2 separate regions of the Mus musculus genome follow, and region 2 is linked to region 1. A link is a loop called in an ENCODE intact Hi-C map of the cell type or tissue named here. Cell type or tissue: heart. All regions are shown on one strand. Links, peaks and the distances in the headings refer to the core of each region. The heading gives the core; the rest is flanking DNA. Region 1 has its middle 18 kb from the start of Olfr201. Region 2 holds the start of Olfr198 (olfactory receptor 198).

The links. Peaks named below come from ENCODE experiments on the same cell type or tissue, not always from the same donor. Only the 100,000 strongest peaks of a DNase experiment are listed, where the experiment ranks them.
Region 2: a loop joins it to region 1, with 8 times the contacts of the local background. A loop is called at or near these places in 6 of 42 quality-filtered maps.

Annotation. Positions count from the first base shown.
Region 1 is chr16:59,243,495-59,259,640 of GRCm38, forward strand. It overlaps the pseudogene Olfr200-ps1. Among named protein-coding and RNA genes, the nearest start is that of Olfr201, 18 kb to the right of the region's middle. In heart, for the core only: no CTCF peak of the experiment used is centred there; no DNase peak of the experiment used is centred there.
Region 2 is chr16:59,192,754-59,208,899 of GRCm38, forward strand. It overlaps Olfr198 (olfactory receptor 198), which reads right to left and starts at 9,671. Exons shown (of 1, transcript NM_001011808.1): 1 at 8,751-9,671. The coding sequence starts at 9,671. The coding sequence ends at 8,751. In heart, for the core only: no CTCF peak of the experiment used is centred there; no DNase peak of the experiment used is centred there.

The sequences.
Region 1 (16,146 bases), core at 4,223-12,222:
GGCAGCAGTAATGCCAAAATCTCTCTTTTGTCGAAACAGAGATAAGGTGGAAGGTGTTTCCACCGGAACAGGGATCCAACACGGGATCCGTGCCACCATGGCACGGGTGTTCTTTGTTACATCCCAACATTGAGAAATACAACAAGAATCATTGGAACAGACTTCAAATGAATCATTTGAAAGAATAAACAAGAAAGGGGGGTAAATACAGACTGGGGTTGATGGATAATTAATCGATGGATAATTAATCTGGTTTACCAAAGTTTTATTGAACCCAGTGATCTCTACACTGGTATTACTATATCCATAAGAGTCCTGGGAGGCATCATGTATTCCCCAATACTGAGCAAATCTTGGGATGCCAGTAAAAGAAGCCTTTCCAACTGCTCCTCCCTGGATAAAAATCAAAGGATTGAGTTCTGTACAACTGACATTGACTCCACAAAGCACCCACTTGTGAAAGGGATGCATTCTAAAGTCCTGTATGAAAAGTCCCTTTTTCATAACAAATTCCTTCTCTGGGTCATCTATCATGTTGGGAGAAAAGGAAAAAGTTTTACTCTGATCTGCCAAACGAGTGATGGAGGATTGACAATCAGACCAAGGCAGGATCAGCCCTTCATCTTCCAAGCTACAATGAGGAGCTATTTTTGGTTGGTGGGGACGTTCTTCGTCTGAAAAGTTAGGTGGTAGAAATGTACCATTAACCCAAATTACCTCCTGCCAAAAGGTTCGATTTGTAAAGGTTATATCTACATTGGAAGTATCTTGGGTTGTGCTCACCCAACCTCCTCGATGCTCATTAAACTTCCCTAAAGCTCGGGCTGTGAGGTTGATACAATTTCCTGGTCCATTAATTTGAAAACATAAAGAACCCTGTTCTAATAAAGAGCGATTTTCTCCTAATGGTGCTCGGGTGGGATCATAGGGTAAATATGGCAAATCCACTGTTTTATTAGTAGTAAAGAATTTTAGAAAAACTATAGCATCATGGCGAACTAGAATTGGTTTAGGGAAAGTCGAGAGAATAGCCCATCTCTGTTCGCCCATTATACTAGGAACCTGAGACAAGTTCAGCATTGTCAGGATCAGAAACAGTCCTCGGGAGGTCAGCATCTTCTGCACCATCCTTGATGAATATCCTGTGGGTGAGTCATTCCGGCAGCCAAAATGGGTTGTCTTCACTCTGTGGAAAAACACAAACAGCTCCCTGGGATCTGATTAAGATAGGATCCGGGCCTTTCCACAGACCAGTTAAAACATCCTTCCATTTGACCATTTCTTTTGGTCTATCAGGGTCTGAACTATGTCGCTCAGCTGCAGAACGTCCCTGCTCGTCGAGATTCAAAAAATTAAGTGTAAAGAGCGCCATAGATACCGATACTCTTGGCACTGAGGGCAGAGTCTCATCAACTCCCCCTTTTTGTTTTATAAGATAAGACTTGAGTGTGCGGTGGGCACGTTCAACAATGCCTTGTCCTTGAGGATTATAAGGAAGGCCAGTCAGGTGAGTGACATCCATTTGATGACAAAATTGTTGAAATTTAGTAGAAGTATATGCTGGCCCATTATCCGTTTTAAGAATTGTGGGCTTGACCCAAGCACTCCACGCTTCTAGGCAGTGCTGTATAACATGAGAGGCTTTTTCACCTGTTAAAGGTGTGGCAAACATTACAGCAGAGCAGGTGTCAATGGAAACATGTAAATACTGATTTCTCCCAAAGGAGGAAATATGAGTGACATCCATTTGCCAGACCTGTAATGGCCTGATGCCTCGAGGGTTTACCCCTACATGAGGAGTAGGTAAAAATTGACAACAGTTTTGACATTGGGTGACAATGTCACGAGCTTCTTTCCTGGTTTAAGTGAAACGGCGGTGTAATGTCTCAGCTGTCACATGAAAGCGTTTATGAAACTCCCTTGCAGCCTCTGCCTGCGAGGCCAGAGCAGCAGCCACGATTCTAGTGGCTTTGTCTGCTAAGTAATTTCCATAAGACATGGGGCTAGGAAGGCCAGAATGAGCTCTAACATGAGTAATATAGATACGATGTCTTCTGTGTAACAAGGCTGACTGAATTTTTTGAAAAATGTGAGCAAGCTTACTAGATGGTTTAATTAAGCCTGCAACTTCAAGCGTATTAACTGCATTAACTACATATAAGGAATCAGATACAATATTGAGCGGTCCTGGAAAAGTTTCAAGGACTTCTAGAACAACCAAACACTCTACAACCTGGGGTGATGTCTCATTATATTGTTTAGATGTTACTTGGCCATTTACTACATATGCACCTATACCAGATTTGGATCCATCTGTATACACTACTACCCCATCCGGAAGTGGGTGTTTGGCTGTTATTATTGGAAATACTATAGCTTGGCATAAGGCAAATTGTAAAATTGGATGTTTTGGATAATGGTTATTAATTTGTCCTGAATAGGAGGCAACCAAGACTGCCCAATCATTAGTTGTTGCTGCCAGGGTTTGAAACTGAGCAGAAGTATAAGGTACAGTTAGCATATAAGGTTCTTTCCCGAAATAAGTAATGGCTGCTTTTATCCCCCTAAGTGCAAGTTGAGCAACTGCATTAGGATTTTTTGCAGGGGAAGCATTAGGATGGACCCACAATAAGGGCCCATTTTGCCATAAGACCGCTGTTGGTAACTGCAGTTTTTAATATGCACAATTCAAATGACTTTGACTCATCAATGCGTTGTAATTGAGCATCTTGTAAGGCCTTTTCTACAGTTTGTAAAGCTTGACATGAAGCTGGAGTAAGTGCTCTGTGGGAGGAGATATGGGTATCTCCCTCTAATATGTCAAATAAGGGCTTTAATTCTGCTGATGGAATTTTTAAAAATGGTCTCAGCCAATTAATATCTCCTAACAATTTTTGGAAATCATTCAAGGTATGTAGTTGATCTTTGCAAATCTCTAATTTTTGAGGAACAATTTTGTCAGGATAAATGAGTGACCCTAGGAAGGCTCCCATTTGAGCAACTTGCACATTTTCGGTGGCCACCTGCAATCCCCATTGCCCTAATGTTTTTATTAATATAGGGTATGCATCTTGCAATAACTGAATTTTTATGGCAAATCAAAATGTCATCCATATAAATTATCACCTGTAATGATGGAAAATGCTCTCTAACTGACGTAAGTGCCAATTGTACATACAGTTGACACATGGGTGGGGCTATTCACCATTCCCCTGAGGTATGACCTTCATTGGTATCTTTGATCCGGCTCTAAATGATTAATGGCTGGGATGCTAAACGCAAATCTTTGCCTATCTTGAGGGCATAAAGGTATAGAGAAAAAGCAATCTTTAATGTCTATAATTATAATTTCCCAATTTTTGGGTAAGGCAGAAAGCAATGGTAGCCCTTGCTGAACTGGTCCAAACAGACGCATTTGTGCATTAATTGCTCTAAGATCATGTAATAAGCGCCATTTGCCAGATTTTTTCTTAATTACGAAAATATGTGTATTCCAGGGTGAGGTAGAGGGCTCTAAATGACCCAAGTGTAGCTGTTCAGAAATTCGTTTTGTGGCTGCTTCTAATTCTTCAGAGGAGAGAGGCCATTGAGGAATCCATACAACTTCCTCTGTAAGCCATGGTATGGGCATGGAACTCTCAACAGCTGTTTCTAGAAAAAACCCAAACTTTGTCTCCCAATATTACCTTTTTGAGGGAGAGGTTCAAGTCTACCCTGCTCACCTTTCCCTAATCCCCTTCCTTCTTTATAGCCCATTTTCTTCATCATTTGAACAGCTTGTGGCGAGTATTCATTAGTCAAGATCAGTCCTAGTGCCTGTAAGATGTCTCTCCCCCAGAGATTTACTGGGAGTGGTAAAACATAGGGAGTGAATCATCCCGTTTGACCTTCAGGTGCTGTCCAGCTCAAAGAACGGGAACTAATAGTGGGACAGGACTGATAACCTAAACTTTGCAAAGAATGTGATGACTGAGTAACAGGCCAAGTTTTTGGCCACCAGTGAGAAGAAATAATACTTTTATCTGCTCCTGTGTCTAAAATCCCCTTAAATTGTTTCCCTTCTATAACTAACTCTAAGGATGGCCTGGAATCTAAAGGCATTATTAAGTAAGCCGAATCATTTCCAGTAGAACCAATCCCTCTGGTAGCTCGAGGGACACCAGAAGAGGGAAAACAGCCATGTAGGCTTGGCAGAATTATTAACTGAGCTATTCTATCCCCTTGTGAAATAGAAAAGACACCCTGAGGACAGGAACAGAGAACTTGAAGTTCCCCTTCATAATCTTGATCTACAACTCCAGGGTGAACAATAAGACCTTGTAGTGTAAGGGAAGCCCTGCCCAATATTAGGACGACACTCCTGGATGGCAGAGGTCCTTTACAGTCAGTAGGAATAGGCTGCACTCCCATTTGAGGGATCAGCATGAATTGGGTGGTGGTACGGAGGTCCAATCCAGCTGAGCCTTCTGTTGCCCTGCAAACTGTGGGGTCCACCTTTCTCCTGTCGAGGTCCCTTATGTTTTCAGGCCCTGAGACCTGAGGGCCCTGTACTGGTTTTTTGAAATGGTCTCACTATCTACTGCTTGAGGGAATCCTGGCTGCAGGGACCTGCCTTGAACGTCCCTGACTGAATGACAAGCGCTAGCCCAATGATATTCTTTTCCACACTTAGTACACAGTCCTGGCGCTCTCCTTTTGACAAGGGCTCTACAGTCCTTTTTTAAGTGTCCTGGTTTGCCACAATTATAGCAGAGTTTGAGCTCAGCCATGTCAGGGCTTTTTTGTCCTTGTAGAATGGCAGCTGCTAAACTGGCATTAGTGAGTGGCCCTCCAAGTTCACGGCAAACCTTCAACCAGTCCTGCAGTCCCTTGCTTTTTCTAGGTATAATAGCTGCCCTGCATTCCTGGGTAGCCTGTTCATATATCAACTGTTCAATTAAAGGTATAGCTGCTTCTGTATCTCCAAATATTCTCCCTGCTGCCTCTGTCATTCTAGCCACAAAATCTGAGAACAACTCCTGGGCAACCTGAGTGATCTTGGTCAAATGCCCACTTGCCTCTCCCTTCTTAGAGAGTGCCTTCCATGCCTTAACAGTGGCAGCTGAGATCTGGGCGTATGTTCCCCAATGATAATCTGTTTGGTTAGCAGCATGCTGTCCCTGACCTGTAAGCAATTCAAACGTCCATGTCCCCTTCCATGGTGGCATTGGCCCTTGCCTGCGTCTGGCAGGAGTCCTGCCACAAGGCTTTCCATTCAAGATACATTCCCATACTGGGGGCTACAGCTTTTACTACAGTCTGCCAATCACCAGGAGTCATAGCATGAGTCGCAAGTCTTTCAACTTGTGCTACAGTGAAATTAGTGCTGACTCCATAATTATGGACTGCTTCTGCAAGCTCCTTAATCTGTATATGCTCTACTGGAACGTGAACACGCCCTCCCTCAGCTCTTTCAAAAACTGGAAATGCCTGTTGCATTTTCCTCTGTTCCTTTTTTGGAATAAATGAGTCTGAATGATACCTCTGCATATAAGGCTCTGAATGGTGCCTCTGCACATAAGGCTCTGAATGGCGCTTCTGCACATAAGGCGGAGGTACACTAAAACCCTGACGTTGCGGATCCGAAGACTGCGCAAAGATTTGGCATTTGTCTCTAGCTGCTTTCATGTTATTCTGTAACTGATTAACTCGTCTTTCATCTGACTGGTATCTTTCTCCCTCATAGCCTGTCACTTCCTTCTCTAAGTCTGTTTCCTCAAAGGAGCTAAGTTCCTTATCCGATTCTGAGCTACTGACAGCTAGCTGCTTAAACTCATCTAGTGGCAGGTAGAGGCTCCTTTCCTTATGTGCCTCTCCAGCTCAATCTCACTTCTTCTTTCCCTTTCCATCCCTTTTTCTAATCTCTCCCAAGGCATTCTTTCCTTTATATCTCTTTTCCTCAGGCTCAAGGCCCCTGGAAAGGCCTAAATTATTCAGTGCACTTTATTTCCTCTCTACTTTTACTCTCTCTCCCTGCTCTACCTCTGATAGACTTTCTTGAATTTCGTCCAAAACTTTCTGCCCTGCTTCTACCATTTGCTGACAATCCTCATCTGTTAAACACGATTTCACCAATTTCCACAACGGCATGATCCCTGCTTTAAGTTTGCCGTTCTGCTGTTCCCTAACTAGATCTCCTTTCAGTTTGTCCCAAGAGGCGACAGTAAACGACCCTGAGCAAGCATACCATGGTGCCACACGGTCTATCTCCCTGACAAATCCCTCTAAGGTTGTAGTGGCGATTTTTAGGCCACACTGCTTCAGGACGGAGCGTAAGGCAACTACTATAGAATGGGAGATTCCCATACTACCGCTGTACAGTCCTGACCACGACTGAAACTGGTCGCTGTCCAGTCGCTGTCCAGTCCTGACAGCAACTGAAACTGGTCGCTGTACAGGCGCTGTACAGGCCTGACAGCGACTAAGAACCAGTCAGCAGTGCCAGCGGTGGAAGCAAAACGAAACCAAAAGGAAAAGTGCAATCGCCATGCAAACCATCAAAAGAGCTTCTAACTCTGGAGAAATTTCAAGATTGTACGTACCTTGAAGAGCCTTTTGTCCCGCAGTTCTGGTTCCACCCTGTGAATGAGGGATCTTCCTTGCGCCAGTGTGATGGTATAAAGTTCCTGGGTTTCTCGGCGCCACTTATTGTGTCCCACTTGACCAGCAAGAAAGACGCAACAAACCGGAATCTTCTGCAGCAAAAGCTTTATTGCTTACTTCTCAGAGAGAATTTTAAAAGCAGTAAGGGAAAAAGGTCAAGTAACATATAAAGGCAAGCCTATCAGAATTACACTAGATTTTTCACCAGAGACTATGAAAGCCAGAAGAGCCTGGGCAGATGTTATACAGACATTAAGAGAACACAAATTTCAGCCCAGACTACTATACCCAGCCAAACTCTCAATTACCATAGATGGAGAAACCAAAGTATTCCACGACAAAACCAAATTAACACATTACCTTTCCACGAATGCAGTCCTTCAAAGGATAATAAAAGAAGAAAAACAATACAAGGACAGAAATCACGCCCTAGAAAAAGCAAGAAAGTAATCCCTAAACAAACCAAAAAGAAGACAGCCACAAGAACAGAATGCCAACGCTAACAACAAAAATAAAAGGAAGCAACAATTACTTTTCCTTAATATCTCTTAATATCAATGGAATCAACTCCCCAATAAAACGATATAGATTAACAGACTGGCTACACAAACAAGACCCAACATTCTGCTGCTTACAGGAAACCCATCTCAGGGAAAAAGACAGACATTACCTCAGAGTGAAAGGCTGGAAAACAAATTTCCAAGCAAATGTTCTGAAGAAACAAGCTGGAGTAGACATTCTAATATCAAATAAAATCGACTTCCAAACAAAGTTATCAAAAAAGACAAGGAGGGACACTTCATACTCATCAAAGGTAAAATCCTCCAAGAGGAAGTCTCAATTCTGAATATCTATGCTCCAAATGCAAGGGCAGCCACATTCATTAAACACACTTTAATAAAGCTCAAAGCACACATTGCACTTCACACTATAATAGTGGGAGACTTCAACACACCACTTCCATCAATGGATGGATCGTGGAAACAGAAACTAAACAGGGACACAGTGAAACTAACAGAAGTTTTGAGACAAATGGACTTAACAGATATCTAGAGAACATTTTATCCTAAAACAAAAGGATATACCTTCTTCTCAGCACCTCATGGGACCTTCTCCAAAACTGACCATATAATTGGTCACAAAACAGGCCTCAAAAGATACAAAAATATTGAAATTGTTCCATGCATCCTATCAGACCACCATGGACTAAGGCTGATCTTCAATAACAACATAAATAATGGAAAGCCAACATTCACGTAGAAACTGAATAACACTCTTCTCAATGATACCTTGGTCAAGGTAGGAATAAAGAAAAAAAATTAAAGACTTTTTAGAGTTTAATGAAAATGAAGCCAAAACATACCCAAACTTATGGGACACAATGAAAGCATTTCTAAGAGGGAAACTCATAGCTCTGAGTACCTCCAAAAAGAAACTGGAAAGAGCACACACTAGCAGCTTGGCAACACATCTAAAAGCTCTAGAAAAATGGAAGAAAATTCACCCAAGTGGAATAGACGGCAGGAAATAATAAAACTCGGGGGTGAAATCAACCAAGTGGAAACAAGAAGAACTATTCAAAGAATCAACCAAACTAGGAGTTGGTTCTTTGAGAAAATCAACAAGATAGATAAACCCTTAGCTAGACTCACTAGAGGGCACAGGGACAACATCCTAATTAACTAAGTCAGAAATGAAAAGGGAGACATAACAACAGATCCTGAAGAAATCCAAAACACCTTCAGATCCTTCTACAAAAGGCTATACTCAACAAACCTGGAAAACCTGGACGAAATGGACAAATTTCTAGACATATACCAGATACCAAAGTTTAATCAGGATCAAATTAATGATCTAATCAGTCCCATATCCCCTAAAGAAATAGAAGCAGTCCTTAATAGTCTCCCATCCAAAAAAAGCCCATGACCAGATGAGTTTAGTGCAGAGTTCTACCAGACCTTCAAAGAAGATCTAATTCCAGTTCTGCACAAACTATTCCATGAAATAGAAGTAGAAGAAACTCTACCCAACTCATTCTATGAAGCCACAATTACTCTGATACCTAAACCACAGAAAGATCCAACAAAGATAGAGAACTTCAGACCAATTTCTCTTATGAATATCGATGCAAAAATCCTCAATAAAATTCTCGCTAACCGAATCCAAGAACACATTAAAGCAATCATCCATCCTGACCAAGTAGGTTTTATTCCAGGAATGCAGCGATGGTTTAATATATGGAAATCCATCAAAGTAATCCATTATATAAACAAACTCAAAGACAAAAACCACATGATCATCTTCTTAGATGCAGAAAAAGCATTTGACAAGATCCAACACCCATTCATGATAAAAGTCTTGGAAAGATCAGGAAATCAAGGCCCATACCGAAACATGATAAAAGCAATCTACAGGAAACCAGTAGCCAACATCAAAGAAATGGTGAGAAACTTGAAGCAATCCCACTAAAATCAGAAACTAGACAAGGCTGTCCACTCTCTCCATACTTATTCAACATTGTACTTGAAGTCCTAGCCAGAGCAATTAGACAACAAAAGGAGATCAAGGGGATACAAATTGGAAAAGAGGAAGTCAAAATATCACTTTTTGCAGATGATATGATAGTATATATAAGTGACCCTAAAAATTCCACCAGAGAACTCCTAAACCTGACAAACAGCTTCAATGAAGTAGCTGGATATAAAATTAACTCAAACAAGTCAATGGCCTTTCCCTACACAAAGAATAAACAGGCTGAGAAAGAAATTAGGGAAACAACACCCTTCTCCATAGTCACATATAATATAAAATATCTTGGCGTGACTCTAACTAAGAAAGTGAAAGATCTGTATGATAAGAATTTCAAGTCTCTGAAGAAAGAAATTAAAGAAGGTCTCAGAAGATGGAAAGATCTCCCATGCTAATGGATTGGCAGGATCAATATAGTAAAAATGCCTATCTTGCTAAAAGCAATCTACAGATTCAATGCAATCCCCATAAAAATCCCAACTCAATTCTTCAATGAATTAGAAAGGGAATTTGGCAGATTCGTGTGGAATGACAAAAAACCTAGGATAGCAAAAACTCTTCTCAAGGATAAAAGAAACTCTGGTGGAATCACCATGCCTGACCTAAAGCTTTACTACAGAGCAATTGTGGTAAAAACTGCATGGTACTGGTATAGTGACAGACAAGTAGACCAATGGAATAGAATTGAAGACCCCGAAATGAACCCACAAACCTATAGTCACTTGATCTTCGACTAGGGATCTAAAACCATCCAGTGGAAGAAAGACAGCATTTTCAAAAAATGGTACTGGCACTACTGGTTGTTGTCATGTAGAAGAATGTGAATCGATCCATTCCTATCTCCTTGTACTAAGATCAAATCTAAGTGGATCAAGGCTCTTCACATAAAACCGGAGACACTGAAACTTACAGAGGAGAAAGTGGGGAAAAACCTTGAAGATATGGGCACAGGGGAAAAATTCCTGAATAGAACAGCAATGGCCTGTGCTGTAAGTTGGAGAATTGACAAGTGGGACCTCACGAAACTGCAAAACTTCTGCAAGGCAAAAGACACCATCAATAAGACAAAACGGCCACCAGCAGTTTGGGAAAGTATATTTACCTATCCTAAATCAGATAGGTGACTAATATCCAATATATATAACGAACTCAAAAAGGTGGACTCCAGAAAATAAAATAACCGCATTAAAAAATGCGGCACAGAACTGAACAAAGAATTCTCACCTGAGGAATACCGAATGGCAGAGAAGCACCTGAAAAAATGTTCAACATCCTTAATCATCAGGGAAATGCAAATCAAAACAACCCTGAGATTCCACCTCACACCAGTCAGAATGGCTAAGATCAAAAATTCAGGTGACAGCAGATGCTGGCAAGGATGTGGAGAAAGAGGAACACTCCTCCATTGTTGGTGGGATTGAAAGCTTGTACAACCACTCTGGAAATCAGTCTGGCAGTTCCTCAGAAAATTGGATATAGTACTACTGGAGGATCCTGAAATACCTCTTCTGGGCATATATCCAGAAGATGTCCCAACTGGTAAGAAGGACACATGCTCCACTATATTCACAGCAGCCTTATTTATAATAGCCAGAAGCTGGAAAGAACCCAGATGCCCCTCAACAGAGGAATGGATACGGAAAATGTGGTACATTTACAAAATGGAGTACTACTCAGCTATTAAAAAGAATGAATTTATGAAATTCCTAGCCAAATGGATGGACCTGGAGGGCACCATCCTGAGTGAGGTAACACAATCACAAAGGAACTCACACAACATGTACTCACTGATAAGTGGATATTAGCCCAGAAACCTAGGATACCCAAGATATAAGATACAATTTGCTAAACACATGAAACTCAAGAAGAATGAAGACCAAAGTGTGGACACTGTGCCCATTCTTAGAAATGGGAAAAAACACCCATGGAAGGAGTTACAGAGACAAAGTTTGAAGCTGTGAGGAAAGGATGGACCATCTAGAGACTGCCATATCCAGGGATACACCCCATAATCAGCTTCCAAATGCTGACACCACTGCATACACTAGCAAGATTGTGCTGAAAGGACACAGATATAGCTGTCTCTTGTGAGACTATGCCGGGGCCTAGCAAACACAGAAGTGGATGCTCACAGTCAGCTATTGGATGGATCACAGGGCTCCCAATGGAGGAGCTAGAGAAAGTACCCAAGGAGCTAAAGGGATCTGTAAACCTATAGGTGGAAAAACAATATGAACTAACAAGTACCCCGGAGCTCTTGACTCTAGCTGCATATGTATTAAAAGATGGCCTAGTCGGCCATCACTGGAAAGAGAGGCCCATTGGACACACAAACTTTATATGCCCCAGTACAGGGGAATGCCAGGGCCAAAAAAAAGGGGAATGGGTGTTTAGGGAAGTTGGGGTGGGGAAGGGTATGGGGGACTTTTGGGATAGCATTGGAAATGTAATTGAGGAAAATACGTAATAAAAAAAGGATTTAGAAATAGAATTATTATTGTGTAAAATAAAGAATACATTCTGCCCTTATCTTCCCCTGATCCAGACCCAGGATGCACATACATGAGGAAAAGTGTGCCATAGAACAGAGACACGGAGAGCAGGTGAGCACTGCAGGTGGAGAAGGCTTTGCGTCTGCCCCTCTCAGACTTTGTTTTCAGGATGGGAAAAATGACAGAGGAGTAGGAGACAATAAAAGTCATAAAAGTCAAACCTTGTATCAAAGTTGAAAATATTAAAACCAGAAGGACGTTCATTGTAGGATTAATGCAGGAAATTTTGAATAACTGCAAGATTTCACAGTAGAAATAGTGTATGATGTTGGACTTGCAGAAATTTAATCTCACTAACAAGCCCACATGAATTGCTGAATGTAGAAAACCTACAATATATGAAACATGTATAAATTTCATACAGAGGCTATTGGACATCATTACTGGATAAAGCAAAGGGTTGCATATGGCCACATAGCGGTCATAGGCCATCACTGACAGTAGGAAACACTCTGTCGTTGCACTGGAACCAAAGAAATAAAACTGGGTGAAGCACTCAACCAAGAATGTTTTGTGATCCTTAGATAAAAAATTGACAAGCATCTTGGGAGTCACAGAAGATGACGCACAGGCATCTGCAAAAGCTAAGCTTCCCAGAAATAAGTACATGGGAGTGTGGAGGTGAGGGTCCTTCCAGATGAGAGCAATCAGCCCAAGGTTGCCCACCATTGTGATGAGGTAGATGGTGAAGAAAACCAGGAAGAGGGGAACCTGCAACTCGGGTCTCTCAGTGAGTCCTGTGAGAACAAACACTGCCACCAGAGTCTGGTTTTCTACTGTCATCTCTATCCCAAACAATCACTATAATGGAAGAATAAATAAGGAACAGTCACAAAGAAATGATACAACTGTCATGACTTGTGCTCCTGATGTGTTCCTAAAGGGAGATTTCATTTCATTATTGTTTATACATTTGTATCATTTGTCTATGTTTACAAAGTCATTATTTTTAATTAAAATGTAATTACATTGTTTCCTTCCCTCCCTTCAACATCTCCAATATCTCTTCCCTTGCTCTCTCTCAGTCCACAGCCTCTCTTTATTTACTCTTATGTGTATCATACACACACACACACACACACACACACACACACACACACATATATATATACCTAAACATATAAACACAATATATTCAGTACTTATAATATCTACTTATATATACACAGTATGTCCTTAAAAAAATCACTCAATATGGATAATTTAACAAAAAATATTTTCAGTGTGACAAGGTTATAACAATTCTGGTATAGTATATGTTTTGAATTCAAATGCTGTAAAAGTTTTAAAGAGATATTTTTTATTCCATTTTTTCTGAATGTCTTGTCACCATTTATGAATGCAAATTTTACCATTTCTATGAAATCAAGGGTTTATTCACGACCTATAGTATCTGAAGAAACTCAAGGTTTCCTTTTTTTTTTTCTTCTTGATATACGGTCTGACTCTGTAGTGTTTGGTGGCTTGAAACTTGCTTTGTAGATTAATTCTTGAACACACAGTGATTCTTCTGCCTCTGTCACCTAAGGGCTGGGTTTGCAAATGGGTGCTACTGTTTTGCTTATGATTTTTGAAAAGGAAAAAATATTTTTGGAAGTATATATACACGTTGCTATGTTATTTCTACAAGTGCTAACTTTCTTATTTATAGAGTCATACTACTGATGCTTGAGTAATATAAAAATATTTTACTATGAGAAAACAATATAAAAACAGGCCTTATGCAATTTTTAAATATAAGTAGATGCTATCTCTTTGAAAGTTAAAAATCACCATAAGTAACCAATTGTGAGACGTCAGTTTATTTTTCCTGAAAGTTCAGGAAGAATGAACGAGTTTCAAAATCCTTAACTATGAATTATACTGAAAGAAACATTACATGAACAAACCTATAATGTTATTATAACTGTTATTTTTCAGATTATAATATAATCACAGTAATTCTTTCTTCCCATTCCACTCTCTAAATCCTCCCACGTACTCCAACTTGCTTTTTCAAAGTCATGGCCTCTTTTTTATATTAATTGTTAAATGCTTTACTTTGAGAATTATATGAGAATTTTGTCCTGAATTAACAAATTTGATTTTCTTTATGAATTCCAACAACCAAAGTAAGAATATCCCTACTAGCAAAATATGAATCGTTCAAAAATACTGTTTTGTAATGCTTTCACTTCATAAATTTAGGAGTGAGTGATACGTGGGAGATATAAGGATCTTATTGTCATCATAATCATTAAACAACCATAATCGCATTATTAATGAAATTAAAGAATTTTTACTGCACACAGACACACACACAAACACAAAGGTCAACTTTTCTCATTCTAAAAATAAAATAAGTAATATTTGAGCATCAGATTGTACTTCAGTTAGGAAAAACTTGCATAAAAATTGAATATGTTGAATGCTCTAATCAGTCATTAATTTAATATTACTAGAACTTTACATTCAAACCTTCTGACAGATTTGTTATCTTCACGAACAGTGAATGTTTATCACTGTGTTCATGTGGATAATTACTGGTGCTAATCAATATTTTGGGGACTGATTTTCTTTAATATTATTTAGTATTTCAAGCTCCTTTTAAATGTTTTGTTATCTGCAAAACAGAATCATGCAAACGTTTCTCTCTCACCTAAATCCTTTAAAAAATAGTAGAAAACTGGAACATTGATAATTTTCAGGAAGAAACACAAAAAGTATAGCAGCATCAGGACTATTTGTCTGGAAAATCCTGACTATAAGGAGACAACATTTCTTATTTTAGTTTCAAAATGATTCTTTAAACACTTCCAAATTCCCTTAATGCTTCCCAGAGATTCCCCAGGAGGATGAAGTCAATGTTATTCTGGGCATTGTGAGTTAATCACCAAACTAGCAATATAACTAGTTCCATCATGTGTTCTGTTTATAAAATATTAGAGAAATAAGTTAATAGTAAGCTTTCTCATTTTTATTTTGTTTTCAGTTTATTTTATTTTATTATTTTATTGAAAGTAATTTGTTTTTCATGTGATACATTCTGATTATGTTACCCCCTGCTCCAAGTTCTTCTCCAGCTCACCTCCCATTCAAAAATCCACATTCTTTCTATCTCTCTTTAGAAAACTAGGAGGCATATAATGAAAACTAAAATACTGTAAGATAAAACAAAAATAATTTGTAACAGGATAAAACAAACAAGAAAAAGAGTCAAAGGAAAAGCACAACAAACAAGGAGTGACAGAAACACTAATACATACATATATATACAGGAATCCAATAAATCACAGAAACAAAAGCCATAATATTTATGCAAATGACTATTAAGTTTAAAAAATAAAATTTAGAAAAAAACTCACTGTCTCGCAGCATTATGAGACAAAGACTTTCCAAAGATGCCACTGAGGTCATTTTGAATTGACCATCTGCTTCTGGGCATGAGACCTGCCCTTACAAGCCATTTGCTTCCTTCCTAAGGCTTTCTTGAAGAAAATATCCCAATTCTTTCTTCAAGGCCACAGTTACCCTGATATTTATATCACATAAAGACCCAGGAAAAAAAGAATTATAGATCAATTTCCCTTATGAATAAAGACCCAAAAATTCTCAATAAGCTACAAATAATCTGAATCCAAGAACACATCACAAAGATCATCCACCATGACCAAGTAGGCTTCTTTCCAGGGATGGTTTAATATACAAAAATCAGTAAATGTAACCTACCACATAAACAGACTGAAAGAAAAAAGAAACACATGATAATCTCATTAGATGCAGAAAAGGCCTTTAACAAACTCCAACACCTCTTTATGATAAAGGTCCTGGAGAAATTAGGGATACAAGGGACGTAACTCAACATAATAAAGGCAATTTAAAGCAAACACATAGCCAACATCAACTTAGGGTTGGGGAGCAAGGCAGGGGGGGAGGGTATAGGGAATTTTTGGGATAGCATTTGAAATGTAAATGAAGAAAATATCTAATAAAAATATTTTTGAAAAAGAAACTTAAAACAGTTCCTCTAAACTCAGAAACAAAAAAAGAGTTGTTCGCTTTCTCCAAATCCATTCAATACAGCATTTGAAATTTTAAATAAAATAAGATATATGAAGATCAAGAAGTATAAATTAGAAGAGGAAGAGTCAAGCTATTTGCAGCTGATATGATTGTATACATAAGTGGCTTAAAAAATCCTCCAGGGTAGTCCTCCAGCTAGTCAACCCATTTTGCAAAACAACTGAATATAAAATTGACAATCAAAAAACAGTAGCCTTCAGGATAGAAATGAAAAATGGACTGAGAAAAAAATCAGGAAAATGACACTTTTAAAAATATCCTCAAAACATATAAAATATCTTGGAGTAACCCTAACCAAGAAAGTGAAAAGCTTGCAGTACTACTGAGTAGTACTCCATTGTGTAAATGTATCACATTTTCT
Region 2 (16,146 bases), core at 4,765-12,764, 50 kb before region 1:
ACATAATAAATAGCAGGAAAACATCCTGGATATTATGAGTTATCGGGTTCTTTTAGGTGCACACTTAGGCTCAGTGCTTGGGAGGCAGAGGCTAGTAGACGTTTGTGAGTTCAAGGCTAACCTAATCTACATAATGAGACCCTGTCTAAGATTTAGAAAAAGAAAGAAACTATGAAGACTGCAGAAGGTTAGAAAAAAAATACTAGAAAGGAATAGCTAATAACTTAAAATTTTGATTTAAACTGACTGTTCCTTTACATTTTGCATAATTATCTCTGAATAACAAAATTTTGACTACACAAGCTCTGTTTTCACACTCCACAGGGAAAGTTTCCAAATACATTCATTGTAACCCTTGGGTAGTGGCATTCCAGTGACCTTTTGTTTCCATGTACCAGATGATTCATAGTGTCCAGCATGTTTTCCTGATGCTATTTGACACATAGCTATATTTTCAGTGAATTTCCTCTCCAAGTGTGTGTTCTGGTCAGGAAAATGTTTCCTCTCACCTATGAGTTCAAGGCTATTCCCTACTTTGTGTCTTATAATGTTTAGTGTATCCATTTTTATGTTATTTGATCCGCTTAAACTCGAGTTTTGTTCACAGTGATAAATATTGATTTATTTGGATTATTCTACATGCAGATATCCAGTTAGACCAAAACCTTTTGTTGAAGATGCTTTCTTTTTTTCCCCATGGTATGATTTTAGCTTCTTTGTACCATTGCCTTGTAGTACAGCTTGAGATGAGGGAGAGTAATTGCTCCAGAAATTTTTCTATTGTTCAGGATTGTTTAGGTATCCTATTCCCCTCCCACCCCATGAAGTTGAAAATTGCTCTTTCAAGTTCTCTAAAAAAAAAAATAAAACTTGCATTGAAAGTTTAATGGGAATTGCATTAAATCTGTAGATTGTTTTTGGTAACATGACTATTTTCACTATGTTAATTCTACCAATTTATGAGCATAGGAAAACTTGCATCTTCTGATATCTTCTTCAACTTCTTACCTCAGGAACTTAAAGTTGTTGTCATATCAGTCTGTTACTTGCTTGGTCAGAGTTACACCAGAATATTTTATATTATTTGTGCATATTATGAAAGGTGATGTTTCCCTAATTCCCTTCTTAGACCATTTATGTTCAGTATACTAATGTGGGTGCCCTTGCATTTGGGGCATAGCTATTCCGAATTGAGACATCATCTTGGTGGATTTTTCTTTTAATGAGAATAAAGTTTCCTTTTTCCATCTCTTTTGATTGCTTTTAGTTGAAAGTCTATTTTATTAGATAGTAGATACTCCAGCTTATTTGTTGGGTCCATTTGCTTGGAAAACTTTTTCTAGCCCTTTACTCTTAGGTAATATCTTTCTTTGTCGCTGAGGTGTGTTTCTTTCTTTTTTTTTTCCTTTTGATTAGATATTTTCTTTATTTACAATTCAAATGTTTTCCCCTGTCCAGGTTTCCTCTTCAGAAACCCCCCTATCCCATTCCCCTCCCCCTTCCTCTATGGTGCTCTTCCACCCACCCTCTCTCATCCTCCTGTCCTGGCAGTCCTCTGCACTGGGGCACCGAATTCCTCAGGCCCAAAGGCCTCTCCTCCCACTAATGTCCATCAAGACCATCCTCTATCACATATGTGGCCAGTGTCATGGGTCTCCCCATGTGTACTCTTTGGTTGTTGGTCCAGTCCCCAGGAGCTCCAAGGGTATTGGCCTGTTGACAATGTTGCTCCCTCCATGGGGCTGCAAACTCACACAGCTCCTCCAGTCCCTTCTACAACTCCTCAATTGGGGACCCCCAAGCTCAGTTCAATGGTTGGCTGTGAGCTTCTACCTCTGCATGTCAGATGCTGGCAGAGCCTCTCAGGAGACAACCATATATGATAGATCCTGTTTAGGTTCCACATTCTTGTTTGTTTGTTTTGTTTTTTGTTGTTATTTTTGATTTTTGTTTTTTGCTATTTTTTATTAGATATTTTCTTTATTTACATTTCAAATGCTATCCCAAAAGTTTCCTATACCCTCTCCCCACCCTGCTCCCCTACCTACTCACTCCCACTTCTTGGCCCTGGCGTTTCCCTATACTGGGGCATATAAAGTTTGCAAGACCTAGGGGCCTCTCTTCCCAATGATAGTCAACTAGGCCATCTTCTGATACCTATGCAGCTAGAGACATGAGCTCTGGGAGTAATAGATAGTTCATATTGTTGTTCCACCTATAGGGTTGCAGACCCCTTCACTTCCTTGGGTACTTTCTCTAGCTCCTCCATTGGGGGCCCTGTGTTCCATCCAATAGATGACTGTGAGCATCCACTTCTGTATTTGCCAGGCACTGGCATAGCCTCATGTGAGACATCTATAGCAGGGTCCCTTCAGCAAAATCTTGCTAGCATATGCAATAGCGTCTGCTTTTGGTGGCTGATTATGGGATGGATCATCAGGTAGGGTAGTCTCTGGATGGTCCATCCTTTCAACTTAGCTCCAAACTTTGTAACTCCTTCCATGGGTATTTTGCTCCCTACCAATCCTATATCTGATAGGGGACTAATATCCAATATATACAAAGAGCTCAAGAAGCTGGACTCCAGAAATTCAAATAAGTCCATTTAAAAAATGGGATTCAGAGCTAAACAAAGAATGCTCAACTGAGGAATATCGAAGGGCTGAGAAGCACCTGAAAAATTTCATCAGAGAAATGCAAATTAAAACAACCTTGAAATTCCGCCTCACACCAGTCAGAATGGTTAAGATCAAAAATTCAGGTGACAGCCAATGCTGGTGAGGATGTGGAGAAAGAGGAAGACTCCTCCATTGCTGGTTGGATTGCATGCTTGTACAAACACTCTGGAAATCAGTCTGGCAGTTCCTCAGAAAATTGGACATTGTTCTACCGGAGGATCCTGCAATGCCTCCCCTGGGCATATATCCAGAAGATGTTCCAACTGGTAAGAAGGACACATGCTCCACTATGTTCATAGCAGCCTTATTTATAATAGCCAGAAGCTGGAAAGAACCCAGATGTCCCTCAACAGAGGAATGGATACAGAAAATGTGGTACATTTACACAATGGAGTACTACTCAGCTATTAAAAAGAATGAATTTCAGAAATTGTTGTGCAAATGGATGTATCTGGAGGATATCATCCAGAGTGAGGTAACCCAATCACAAAAGAAGTCACTTGATATGCACTCACTGAGAAGTAGATATTAGCCCAGAAACTTAGAATACCCAAGATACAATTTGCAAAGCACAAGAAAATCTAGAAGAAGGAAGACCAACGTGTGGATACTTCATTCCTCCTTAGAATAGGGAACAAAATTGGTTCCACATTCTTAACCTGTGTGTTTTTATTGGGGAATTGAGTCCATTAATGTTGAGAGATATCAATGGCCAATGATTGTTATTTCCTGTTATATTGATATTAATGGTGTTTGTGTTTGTGTGTGTGTGTGTGTGTGTGTGAGAGAGAGAGAGAGAGAGAGAGAGAGAGAGAGAGAGAGAGACTTCTTTTGCTTTTTCTAGTATGGAATTATCAATTTCTTGTATTTTCTTGAGTATCATTACCTTCTTTTTGTTGAGTTTCCTTTGAAGTATCCTGTGTATACCTGTATTATTCAAAAGATGTTGTTTAAATTTGGTTTTGTGGTGGAATGACTTGTTTTCTCAGTCTTTAATAAATGAAAGTTTTTCTGAGTATAGTAGTATGAGCTGGCATCTGTGATCTCTTAGAGATTGTAAGACATCTGCCTGAGCCTTCTGTCTTTTAAAATCTCTGTTGAGAAGACTGGTGTAATTCTAAAAGATCTGCCTGTATATGTTATTTGGCTTTTATCACTTGTAGCTTTTAATATTCTCTCTTTGTTCTATGCATTTATGTTTTGATTATTATCTGATGGGAGATTTTCTTTTTTGTTCCACTCTATTTGGTGTTCTGTGAGCTTCTCGCATGTCTATATGTATCTCTTTCTTCGTGTTAGGGACATTTTCTTCTATGATTTAGTTGAAGATATTTTCTGGGCCTTTGAATTGGGAGTTGTTACCTTCTATTCCCACTATTTTTCAGTTTTGACTTTTCATGATGCCCCAAACTTCCTGGATGTCTTGTGTTGGGATCTTTTAACTTTAGCATTATTGTTTTTGACCAATGTATCAATTTCTTCTATTGTATCTTCTATTGTGTAGACCTGAGATTCTCTCTTCCATCTCTTGTATTCTGTTGGTGATGCTTGTATCTGTAGTTCTTGTTCTCTTTTCTAGGTTTTCCATTTCCAGTATTCCCTCAGTATATGTTTTCTTTATTGCCTCTATTTCTATTTTCAGGTCTTGAATCTTTTTTTTTTTTCTATTTCCTTCACCTGGTTGATTGTATTTCCAGTATTTATTTAAGGAATTTATTCATTTTCTTTTGAAAGTCCTCTATCATCTTCAAAACATTATATTTAAGTTCATATTTTCTTGTGATTCAGGTATGTTAGAATACTCAAGGCTACTGTTGTAGGATTTCTGGGTTCGGGTGGTGCCCTATTGCCCTAGCTTTTGTTGTTTTATTTTCATGCTTGTCTCTAGCCATTTGGTTGTATCTGGTGTTAGGGGCCTGATGTTCCCTGATTTTAGCAAGCCTCTGGATGTGCAGGTAGAGCTGGTAGTCCCTAATGTTAGCAGGCCTCTAGAACTGAAGTTTGAGCTGGCTGTCCCTGGTAGCATCAGGCTTCCAGTGATGAATGAAAAGCTGGTAGTCTATGTTGCCTTCAGGCTGCTGGTTGTCCCTGGTGATAGAAGGCCTCTAGGGATGCAGGTAGTGCTAGTCCTTGATGACTGCAGGCATCTGTTTGTCCTGGGCAGCAGCAGTCCTCTATGGATGTAGGTGGAATTGTGGCCTCTGAAATGGAGTGCAGAGGGGCACAGCAGAGCTCACCACTACTCAGTTTTCCCAGAGGGGCCAGCAGGCAAAGAATTGTGATAGGGGTCTCATATGATGATCCCTGATAGCTGTAGATAATCTGGGATTGTTGTTAAAGATATGGGCCAGAAGATGGATTGCAGAGGGGGCAGGGCAGACCTCAAGGTTGCTGGACCTGATGGGGACATAGCAGGAAGGGGTTTGGGGAATGAGGAGCTCACCTGATTGGCTTGGCAGCAGCAGCCCTCCAGGGATGCAGGGAGAGCAGTGGTCCAAGGAATGGGGTACAGAGGGGGCAGGGGGAAGCTAGCTGTGGCAGGATTTGCCCAGAGGAGTCAAAAGGGAGGAAATTGGGATCAGCATTTCATCTGGTGGTGGCTAAAGGCTATAGATTGTTGTTAGAGGTATGGACTAGAAGATGGAAAACAGGGAATAAGACAGACCTCAAGGCTTCTGGACTTGGCTTTCTCATTTCTCTAAAGGAGTGGGAAGTATAAAGAAAACTAACAATCATGCATCACATAGAGCATTCATATGCGTTTCCTTTTCTCTCTTTCATGGCCATATACTACGCAATATGATATTATGTCTTTTTTAAAAAACAATATTTCACCTTTTCTAATATATATTCCAATCTGCTTATATTCATTAGGAACATTTTAATAACTTTTGAGATAGTAATCTTTTCTTATTTACATTAGTTAAAAGATCATTTATATTCTATTTTCTATTGGACACTTTTCTTCTTCAATACAGTCTTTAAATAATTCCATACAAATAAACCTACAAAAGAGCTTTCAAAGCAAAATAAAAAACAGCAGCAAGTCACATCTCATCACTCTTCACAGAACATACCTACCCCTCTCTCTCTTTATATGTATATCCATTTTTGTTCATTTTCCAAAACAATGCCAGAAGTCACTTTCTACTAGAGATATAATATTCCACATCCCAATAAACAGAGTAAGTTTAAAAGTCTAGTACAGTTCCTGGCATTTCATCTGGTTATACCAGTGTAAGCACAGCAACATAAAACTTTAATGGCAGTTTTTATTTATGTTAGTAATTAGTGCCTGATTATTTTTCAAACTATTTTAAGCAATGAGTGTCATATTGTTGACAACAAGCTTTATGTGTTATGTAGTTGTCTCAGCTGCAACCACCTCTATGTTATCATGTTAATTCTTCAACTAGCACCAGGTGATTTCATTAGCCAGCCCAATATCAATTCTTTCTTTCTTACTTACTTTCTTTCTTTCTTTCTTTCTTTTTTGTGCGTGTGTTCACTCTTTTGCCACCATCTAATCCCAACCCATTAATTAATTGAAAATTCTCAAACTTAATTTCTGTGCAAATACTTTTCAAATTATAAATACTGGATTTTATTAAGTAAATGGCTCACTGAACAGACTACATGAAGAGTTTATAGCAAAACAATTAAGGGCAGAAGGTCTACCTTGGTGATACAGCACCAGTATTTGCCCCACACCTGTAACATTCTGATTTCAATACCCACTACAGCTCTGAATGAACAAAATAGTAAATATATTGTGAACTTATAAAATTTCAAGGAAGTTGTGTGAGGAATGCATTAAAGGTGATCGTTTAATTCAGGCAAAGACCTTTCTTCTTTTCTTTTTTATTCTCTTCTGTCATCTGTCTTTCCCCTTCTCTTCTTTTCCTTCTCCCCTCTTACCCTTCCTTCTTTCCTTCCTTCTTCCTTATTTATAGTTGTATCATCTAAGTTTTATATATAAGAATTCTTACCCATAATTTCTCTTATATAAACCTCAACATCAAACTATTCTGGGATCATTATAAAAATATCTGTTCTCATTCTTATACCAGTTATTTAAGTATAGGAAGATAATCAAACAAGATGTAAAGGAATCACTTAGTGCTTATTTAGTGAAGTATTTTACTCAGGCTTATTCCATTTTAAATAAGAATGTCAAATGAATGAACCAGAAACACTACAGAGACCTTGAATTACCATATAGGCATTCCTTGGTCTTGGTCACTGAATACCATCTGACTGATTGAATGAGCACAAGGGAGATCAGAACTGGGGACTTGCAAATTCTTACTTTAGGTAGCTTAACTATCACCTTGTATTCAGGAGTACTTAGCATGCTTTCATCTGTCAGCAAGTCAGTATTTCACAAAAAATACATGCTAGCAAGTGAAAAACCTTGACTGTTAAGTGGAATAATAGATCCATGAACATTTCCATTAAATAATCACTTCAAGTACATTTCAGAAATAAGGGCTGTCTTGTGATGAGGCTATGAGTATCCAAATGTCAGTTCCTTCAACTGAAAGGAACTGTCAAGTAATTTTCATACAAGGCAGTCTAGTACAAGACATGGGACTTTATTAAAAATAAGGCAGGTAAAATTACATATTACTTGTGTGACTATAAAGACAAAAAAGAGTATATAAGTGTATATCATACACAAGAAAAAAATGAATGTCTCATGAGTTTATAAGTAACTAAAGGTATTTATGACAATATCTTGAAAATACCAATGGTAAAATGTAGAAAAAAATTCACTAGGATAAAAATAAACATGTTATGGAAATTTTTACTTTAGTATTTGTAAAAATGAATCATATAAAATATATAATATTGTGAAAGTTTCCTTTAAGTGTAGATTGGATGTGAAAGACAATAAAATAAAATATTGTCACAGGCAGAATTTTTTCTTTGTTATTGGAATCCTAAATTAAAGAATCTGAAAGTTATAATATTGAAGTTATACTTCTCTTAAAAGTATTTTTACCAAGAGATATGTGATAAAATATATTTGTTTCATACCTAAATATTTAGCTAAAATATATGGCAAAGTTCTTGGAATTATGAAATTAACATCTAAATTGTCATATAAATACTCAAAATTATGAAACTTGAATTCTCCTTTTTATAATTATTTTTCTTAGTAAATGTTCCTGAAAAAGCTAGAATGAGTGAGGAATATGATTCTGTTTTTCGCAGTTGATTCATATAATTCTATGTTATATGAATAAAATATAAAATCATGAGCCTAGATAACAACCACTAGCTGAGAGAGTACTCACTGCCACTTATCATCCTAGCAAATTCCTATAATTCACATATGTTCCTTTTTCCCTTACCTTCTGTTCAAATATTGTTACCAGTGAAAATGACAAACACAAGGCTGACTTCTGACATTTATTTTACTATACCAAAATATAAAATTTACATATTCTTGAATACATCACTACTTGCAATATCAATACAATTATATGTTGAGTTATAAGCATGAGTAATAATTTATTTTTAAACCCTTTTAAACTCATTCCAGTTGCTTCCATCCAATATTGCTTTTAAATTCTCCTAACATTTGCTCTAAAATTCTACATTTCTTGGGAATATATTTGACCAAGAGAAAGAGAAAGAGATTGAGATTTGTTTTCATTGTTCTACAGAGGTCAAAAATCCAAAAAGCTACATTAACTTTCTGTGCTAGGGGCATTCAAGAAAATAACTTTGTATTCCTGTCTCAGTTAGGACCACATTTTATTATCACTTCTCATAATTTGTAAGTAGTATTTCCAATTACTCCTCATAAAATTGGAATTTCCTAAGAGACACTTAGTCTGTAGAAGCCAAATGCTCAGGTGCAAATGAGCATAGTATTTCTGGATGCACTGACTGTGGGTTACAGTGCCAAACATTACTAGAAAACATGACGAGATGCTCACTGCCTTCAACAGGAGCTCATGAGCTACTGGTGACCTGGAAGAAAAGATTCCAATCCATAATTCTAGAGATTTCCCATCTCCCTTAAGGAAGGAAGAATTGGCCTGAAACTTATCTGGATACGATTTATTTCATTTTTCTTCGCAGAGCAGCTGTTACCTCTTTGTTCCTCAGACTGTATATAAAAGGATTTAGAAAGGGAATTATTATTGTGTAAAATAAAGAATACATTCTGTCCTTATCTTCACCTGATCCAGACCCGGGACGCACATACATGAGGAAAAGTGTGCCATAGAACAGAGACACGGAGAGCAGGTGAGCACTGCAGGTGGAGAAGGCTTTGCGTCTGCCCCTCTCAGACTTTGTTTTCAGGATGGCAAGAAGGACAGAGAAGTAGGAGACGATAATAGTCATAAAAGTCAAGCCTTGTATCAAAGCTGAAAATATTAAAACCAGAAGGACGTTCATTGTAGGATCAGTGCAGGAAATTTTGAATAACTGCAAGATTTCACAGTAGAAATAGTGTATGATGTTGGACTTGCAGAAATTTAATCTCACTAACAAGCCCACATGAATTGCTGAATGTAGAAAACCTACAATATATGAAACATGTATAAATTTCATACAGAGGCTATTGGACATCATCACTGGATAAAGCAAAGGGTTGCATATGGCCACATAGCGGTCATAGGCCATCACTGACAGTAGGAAACATTCTGTCGTTGCACTGGAACCAAAGAAATAAAACTGGGTGAAGCACTCAACCAAGAATGTTCTGTGATCCTTAGATAAAAAATTGACAAGCATCTTGGGAGTCACAGAAGATGAAGCACAGGCGTCTGCAAAAGCTAAGCTTCCCAGAAATAAGTACATGGGAGTGTGGAGGTGAGGGTCCTTCCAGATGAGAGCAATGAGCCCAAGGTTGCCCACCATGGTGATGAGGTAGATGGTGAAGAAAACCAGGAAGAGGGGAACCTGCAACTCGGGTCTCTCAGTGAGTCCTGTGAGAACAAACACTGCCACCACAGTCTGGTTTTCTACTGTCATCTCTATCCCAAACAATCACTATAATGGAAGAATAAATAAGGAACAGTCACAAAGAAATGATACAACTGTCATGACTTGTGCTCCTGATGTGTTCCTAAGGGGAGATTTCATTTCATTATTGTTTATACATTTGTATCATTTGTCTACTTTTACAAAGTCATTATTTTTAATTAAAATGTAATTACATTGTTTTCTTCCCTTCCTTCAACATCTCCAATATCTCTTCCCTTACTCTCTTTCAGATCCACAGCCTCTCTTAATTTACTCTTAGGTGTATCGTACACACACACACACACACACACACACACACACACACACACACACACATATACTCCCATACACTCCAACTTGTTCTTTCAAAGTCATGGCCTCTTTTTTTCATTCACTGTTAAATACTTTACTTTGAGAATTATATGAGAATTTTGTCCTGAATTAACTAATTCAATTTTCTTTATGAATTCCAACAACCAAAGTAAGAATATCCCTACTAGCAAAATAAGAATCGTTCAAAAAATACTGTTTTGTAATGCTTTCACTTCATAAATTTAAAAGTGAGTGATACATGAGAGATATAAGGATCTTATTGTCATCATAACCATTAAACACCCATAATCTCATTATTAATGAAATTAAAGAATTTTTATTCCATACAGACACACACACAAACACAAAGGTCAACTTTTCTCATTCTAAAAATAAAATAAGTAATATTTGAGCATCAGATTGTACTTCAGTTAGGAAAAACTTGCATAAAATTGAATATGTTGAATGCTCTAATCAGTCATTAATTTAATATTACTAGGACTTTACATTCAAACCTTCTGACAGATTTATTACCTTCACGAACAGTGAATGTCCATCACTGTGTTCATGTGGATAATTACTGGTGCTAATCAATATTTTGGGGACTGATTTTCTTTAATATTATTTAGTATTTCAAGCTCCTGTTTAAATGTTTTGTTATCTGCAAAACAGAATCATGCAAACGTTTCTCTCTCACCTAAATCCTTTAAAACCAGTAGAAAACTGGAACATTGATAATTTTCAGGAAGAAACACAAAAAATATAACAGCAGCAGTACTATTTGTCAGGAAAATCCAGACTATAGGGAGACAACATTTCTTATTTTAGTTTCAAAATGATTCTTTAAACACTTCCAAATTCCCTTAATGCTTCCCAGAGATTCCCCAGGAGGGTGAAGTCAGTGTTATTCTGGGCATTGTGAGTTAATCACCATACTATCAATATAACTAGTTCCATCGTGTGTTCTGTTTATAAAATATTAGGGAAATAAGTTAATAGTAAGCTTTCTCATTTTTATTTTGTTTTCAGTTTATTTTATTTTATTATTTTATTGAAAGTAATTTGTTTTTCATGTGATACATTCTGATTATGTTACCCCCTGCTCCAAGTTCTTCTCCAGCTCACCTCCCATTCAAAATCTACATTCTTTCTGTCTCACTTTAGAAAAAAAAGGAGGCATATAATGAAAAGTAAAATAAAATACTGTAAGATAAAACAAAAATAATTTGTAACAGGATAAAACAAACATAAGAAAAAGAGTCAAAGGAAAAACACAAGAAACAAGGAGTGGCAGAAACACACACACACACACACACACACACACACACACACACACACATATATATATATATATATATATATATATATATATATATATACAGGAATCCCATAAATCACAGAAACAAAATCCATAATAATTATGCAAATGACTTTTAAGTTTAAAAATAAAATTTAGAAAAAAAAAACCTCCCTGTCTCAGCATTATGAGACAAAGACTTTCCAAAGATGCCACTGAGGTTGTTTTGAATTGACCTTCTGCATCTGGGTATGAGACCTGCCCTCACAAGCCATTTGTTTCCTTCCTGAGGCTCTCTTGAAGAAAATTTCCCAATTCTTTCTACAAGGCCACAGTTACCCTGATATTTACATCACATAAAGACCCAAGAAAGAAGAATTATAGACCAATTTCCCTTATGAATAAAGACCCAAAAATTCTCAATAAGCTAATTATAATCTGAATCCAAGAACACATCACAAAGATTATCCACCATAACTAAGTAGGCTTCATTCCAGGGATGGTTTAATATACAAAAATCAATAAATGTAACCTACCACATAAACGGACTGAAAGAAAAAAAGAAACACATGATAATCTCATTAGATGCAGAAAAGGCATTTAACAAACTCCAACACCTTTTTATGATAAAAGTCCTGGAGAAATTAGGGATACAAGGGACATAATTCAACATAATAAAGGCAATTTAAAGCAAACACATAGCCAACATCAACTTAGGGTTGGGGAGCAAGGCAAGGGGGAGGGTATAGGGAATTTTTGGGATAGCATTTGAAATGTAAATGAAGAAAATATCTAATAAAAATATTTTAAAAAAAGAAACTTAAAACAGTTCCTCTAAACTCAGAAACAAAACAGAGTTGTTCGCTTTCTCCAAATCCATTCAATACAGCATTTGAAATTTTAAATAGAATAAGACACATGAAGATCAAGAAGTATAAATTAGAAGAAGAAAAGTCAAGCTGACTATTTGCAGCTGATATGATTGTATACATAAGTGGCTTAAAAAATCCTCCAGGGTAGTCATCCAGCTAGTCAACCCTTTTCGCAAAATAACTGAATATAAAATTGACAATCAAAAAACAGTAGCCTTCAGGATAGAGATGACAAATGGACTGAGAAAAAATCAGGGAAATGCTACTTTTCAAAATATCCTCAAAACATACAAAATATCTTGGAGTAACTCTAACCAAGAAAGTGAAAAGCTTGCAGTACTACTGAGTAGTACTCCATTGTGTAAATGTACCACATTTTCTGTATCCATTCTTCTGTTGAAAGACAGAAGGGTTCTTTCCAGCTTCTGGCTGGAATAATGAGGCTGCTCTGAACATAGTGGAGCTTGCGTCCTTATTACATGTTGGAGCATCATCTATATGCCCAAGAGTGGTATAGCTGGGTCCTCAGGTAGTACCATGTCCAATTTTCTGAGGAACCACCAAACTGATTTTCAGAGTGATTGTTCCACCTTGCAATCCCACCATCAATGGAGGAGTGTTCCTCTTTCATCACAACCTTACCAGCATCTACTGTCACCTGAATTTTTGATTTTTGTCATTCTCACTGATGTGAGGTAGAATCTCAGGGTTATTTTGAATTGTATTTTCCTGATGAATAAGGATGTTGAAGAATTCATTGGGTTTTTCTTGGCCATTCTATATTCCTCAGTTAAAAATTCTTTATTTGGCTCTGTATACTATTTTTAATAGGGTTATTTGATTCTCAGGAGTCTAACTTCTTGAGTTCTTTGTATATATTGGACACCAGCCCTCTATCAGATATAAGATTGATCTTTTCCCAATCTGTTGGATGCCATTTTGATTTATTGACAGTATCCCTTGCCCTCCAGAAGCTTTGCAATTTTATGAGGTCCCATTTGTTGATTCTTGATCTTAGATCGTAAGCCATTGGTATTCTCTTCAGGAAATTTTCCCCTGTGCCCAAGTGTTCAAGGCTCTTTCTGACTTTCTCCTCTATATATTTCAGTGTATCTGGTTTTATGTGGAGGTCCTTGATCCGATTGGACTTGAGCTTTGTGTAAGGAGATAAGAATGAGTCAATTTGCATTTTTCTACATGCTTACCACCAGTTGAACCAGAACCATTTGTTAAAAGTGCTGTCCTTTTTCCACTGGATATGTTAGCTCCTTTGTGAAATATCAGGTGACCATGTGTGTGTGGGTTCATATCTGGGTCTTCAATTCTATTCCATTGATCTTCCTGCCAATCTCTGTACCAATACCATGCAGTTTTTATCACTGTTACTCTGTAATATAGCTTGAGGTCAGGGATGGTGATTCCACTAGAGGTTCTTTTATTGTTGAGAATAGTTTTCTCTATCCTGGCTTTTTTTGGTTTTTGGTTTTTTTGGGTTTTTTGGGGGTTTTTTGTTTGTTTGTTTGTTTTGTTTGTTGTTGTTGTTGTTGTTGTTGTCATTATGCCAAATGAATTTGCAAACTTCTCTTTCTAACTCTATGATGAATTGAGTTGGAATTTTGATGGAGATTGCATTGAATCAATAGAGTGCTTTCAACAAGATGGCCCTTTTTACTCTATTTATCCTGCCAATCCATTAGCATGGGAGATCTTTCCACCTTATGAAATCTTCTTCAATTTCTTTCTTTAGAGACTTGATGTTCTTGTCATATAGATCTTTCATTTGCTTGGTTAGAATCACACCAAGGTATGTAATCTTATTTGTGACTATTGAGAAGGGTGTCGTTTCCCCAATCTCTTTCTCAGCCTGTTAATCCTTTGAGTACAGGAAGGCTACTGATTTGAGTTTATTTTATATTCATCAATTTTGCTGAAGTTGTTTATCAGCTTTTGGAGTTCTCTGGTGGAATTTTTGGGTTCACTTAAGTATACTATCATATCATCTGCAATAGCAATATTTTGACTTCTTCCTTTCCAATTTGTATCCCTTTGACCTCCTTTTGTTGTCTATTTTCTGTGGCTAGGACTTTGAGTACTATATTAAATAGGTAGGGAGAGAGTGGGTGGAATTGTCTAGTGCCTGGGTTTAGTGACATTCCTTCAAGTTTCTCTCCATTTAGATCGATGTTGGCTACTGGTTTGCTTTATATTGTTTTTACTATGTGTAGGTGTGGGCCTTGAATTTTTGATCTTTTCAAGGTTTTTAACATGAAGGAATGCTGAAATTTCTCACATGTTTTTTCGGCAGCTAATGTAATGATCTCTTTTTTGAGTTTGTTTATGTAGTGGATGAAATTGATGGATTTTCATATATTGAAGGATCCCTGCATCCCTGGGATGAAGCCTAATTGATCATATTGAATGATCGTTTTGTTGTGTTCTTGGATTCATTTGGCAAGAATTTTATTGAGTATTTTTGTGTCAATGTTCATAAGGGAAATTGGTCTGAAGTTATCTTTGTTTGGCCTTTGTGTGGTTTATTATCAGAGTAACTGTAGCTTCATACAATGAATTGGGTAGTGTGCCTTCTGTTTCTCTTTTGTGGAATAGTTTGAAGAGTATAGGTATTAGGTTTTCTTTAAAGGTCTGATAGAATTCTCCACTAAACATATCAGAGCCTGGACTTTTGTTGATTGGGAGGCTATTAATGACTGCTTCTATTTTTTTTTAGAGGTTGCAGCACTGTTTAGATGGTTTGTCTGATTCTGTTTTAACTTTGGCACCTGCTATGTGTCTAGAGAATTATCCATTTCATCCAGATTTTCCAATTTTATTGAGTATAGGCTTTTGTAATAGGATCTGATGCTTTTTCAGTTTCCATGGTTTCCTTTGTTATGTCTCCCTTTTAATTTCTGAATTTATTAATTTGGATACTGTCTCTGTGCCCTCCAGTTATCCTCGCTAATAGTTTATCTATCTTGTTGATTTTCTCAAAGAACCAGTGCCTGGTTTTGTTGATTCTTTGTATAGTTCTTTTTGTTTCTATTTGGCTGATTTCAGCCTGAGTTTGATTATTTCCTGCTGTCTACTCCTCAGGTCTACTAACTTCTTTTTGTTCTAGAACTTTCAGTTGTGCTGTCAAGCTGTTAGTGTAATCTCTCTCTTGTTTCTTTTTGGAGGCACTTAGAGCTATGAATTTTCCTCTTAAGACTGCTTTCATTGTGTCCCTTAGCTTTTGATATGATTTTTCTTTATTTTCATTAATTTATAAAAAGTCTTTAGTTTCTTTCTATATTTCTTTCTTGACCGGGTTACCAGTGAGTAGAGCGTTGCTCAACTTCCATATGTATGTGTGCTTTCCATTGTTTTTGTTGGAATTTAAGACCAGCTTTAGTCGGTGGTGATCTGATAGGGTACATGGGATTATTTCAATCTTCTTGTATCTGTTGAGCCTGTTTTGTGAACAATTATGTGTCCAATTTTGGAAAACGTACCATGAGATGCTGAGAAAGAAGGTATAGTCTTTTGCTTAAGTATGAAATGTTTTATAAATATCTGTTAGATCCATTTGATTCATAACTTCTGTGAGTTTCACTGTCTCTGTTTAGTTTCTGTTTCCATTATCTGCCCATTGCTGGGAGTGGGGTGGTGAAGTCTCTCACTATTATGGTATGGGGTGCAATGTGTGCTTTGATCTTTAGTAAAGTTTCTTTTATGAATGTGGGTACCCTGGCATTTGGAGCATAGATGCTCAGAACTGAGAGGTTATCTTGGTAGATTTTACCTTTGATTAGTATGAAGTGTCCATCCTTATCTTTTTTGATAACCTTAGGTTGAAAATGATATTATTCAAAATTAGAATGGCTACTCCAGCTTGTTTCTTGGGACCATGTGCTTGAAAATTTGTTTTCCAACCTTTTACTCTGAGATAGTGTCTATCTTTGTCCCTGAGGTGGGTTTCCTGTATGCAGCAAAATGTTGGGTCCTGTTTACATATCCTGTCTGT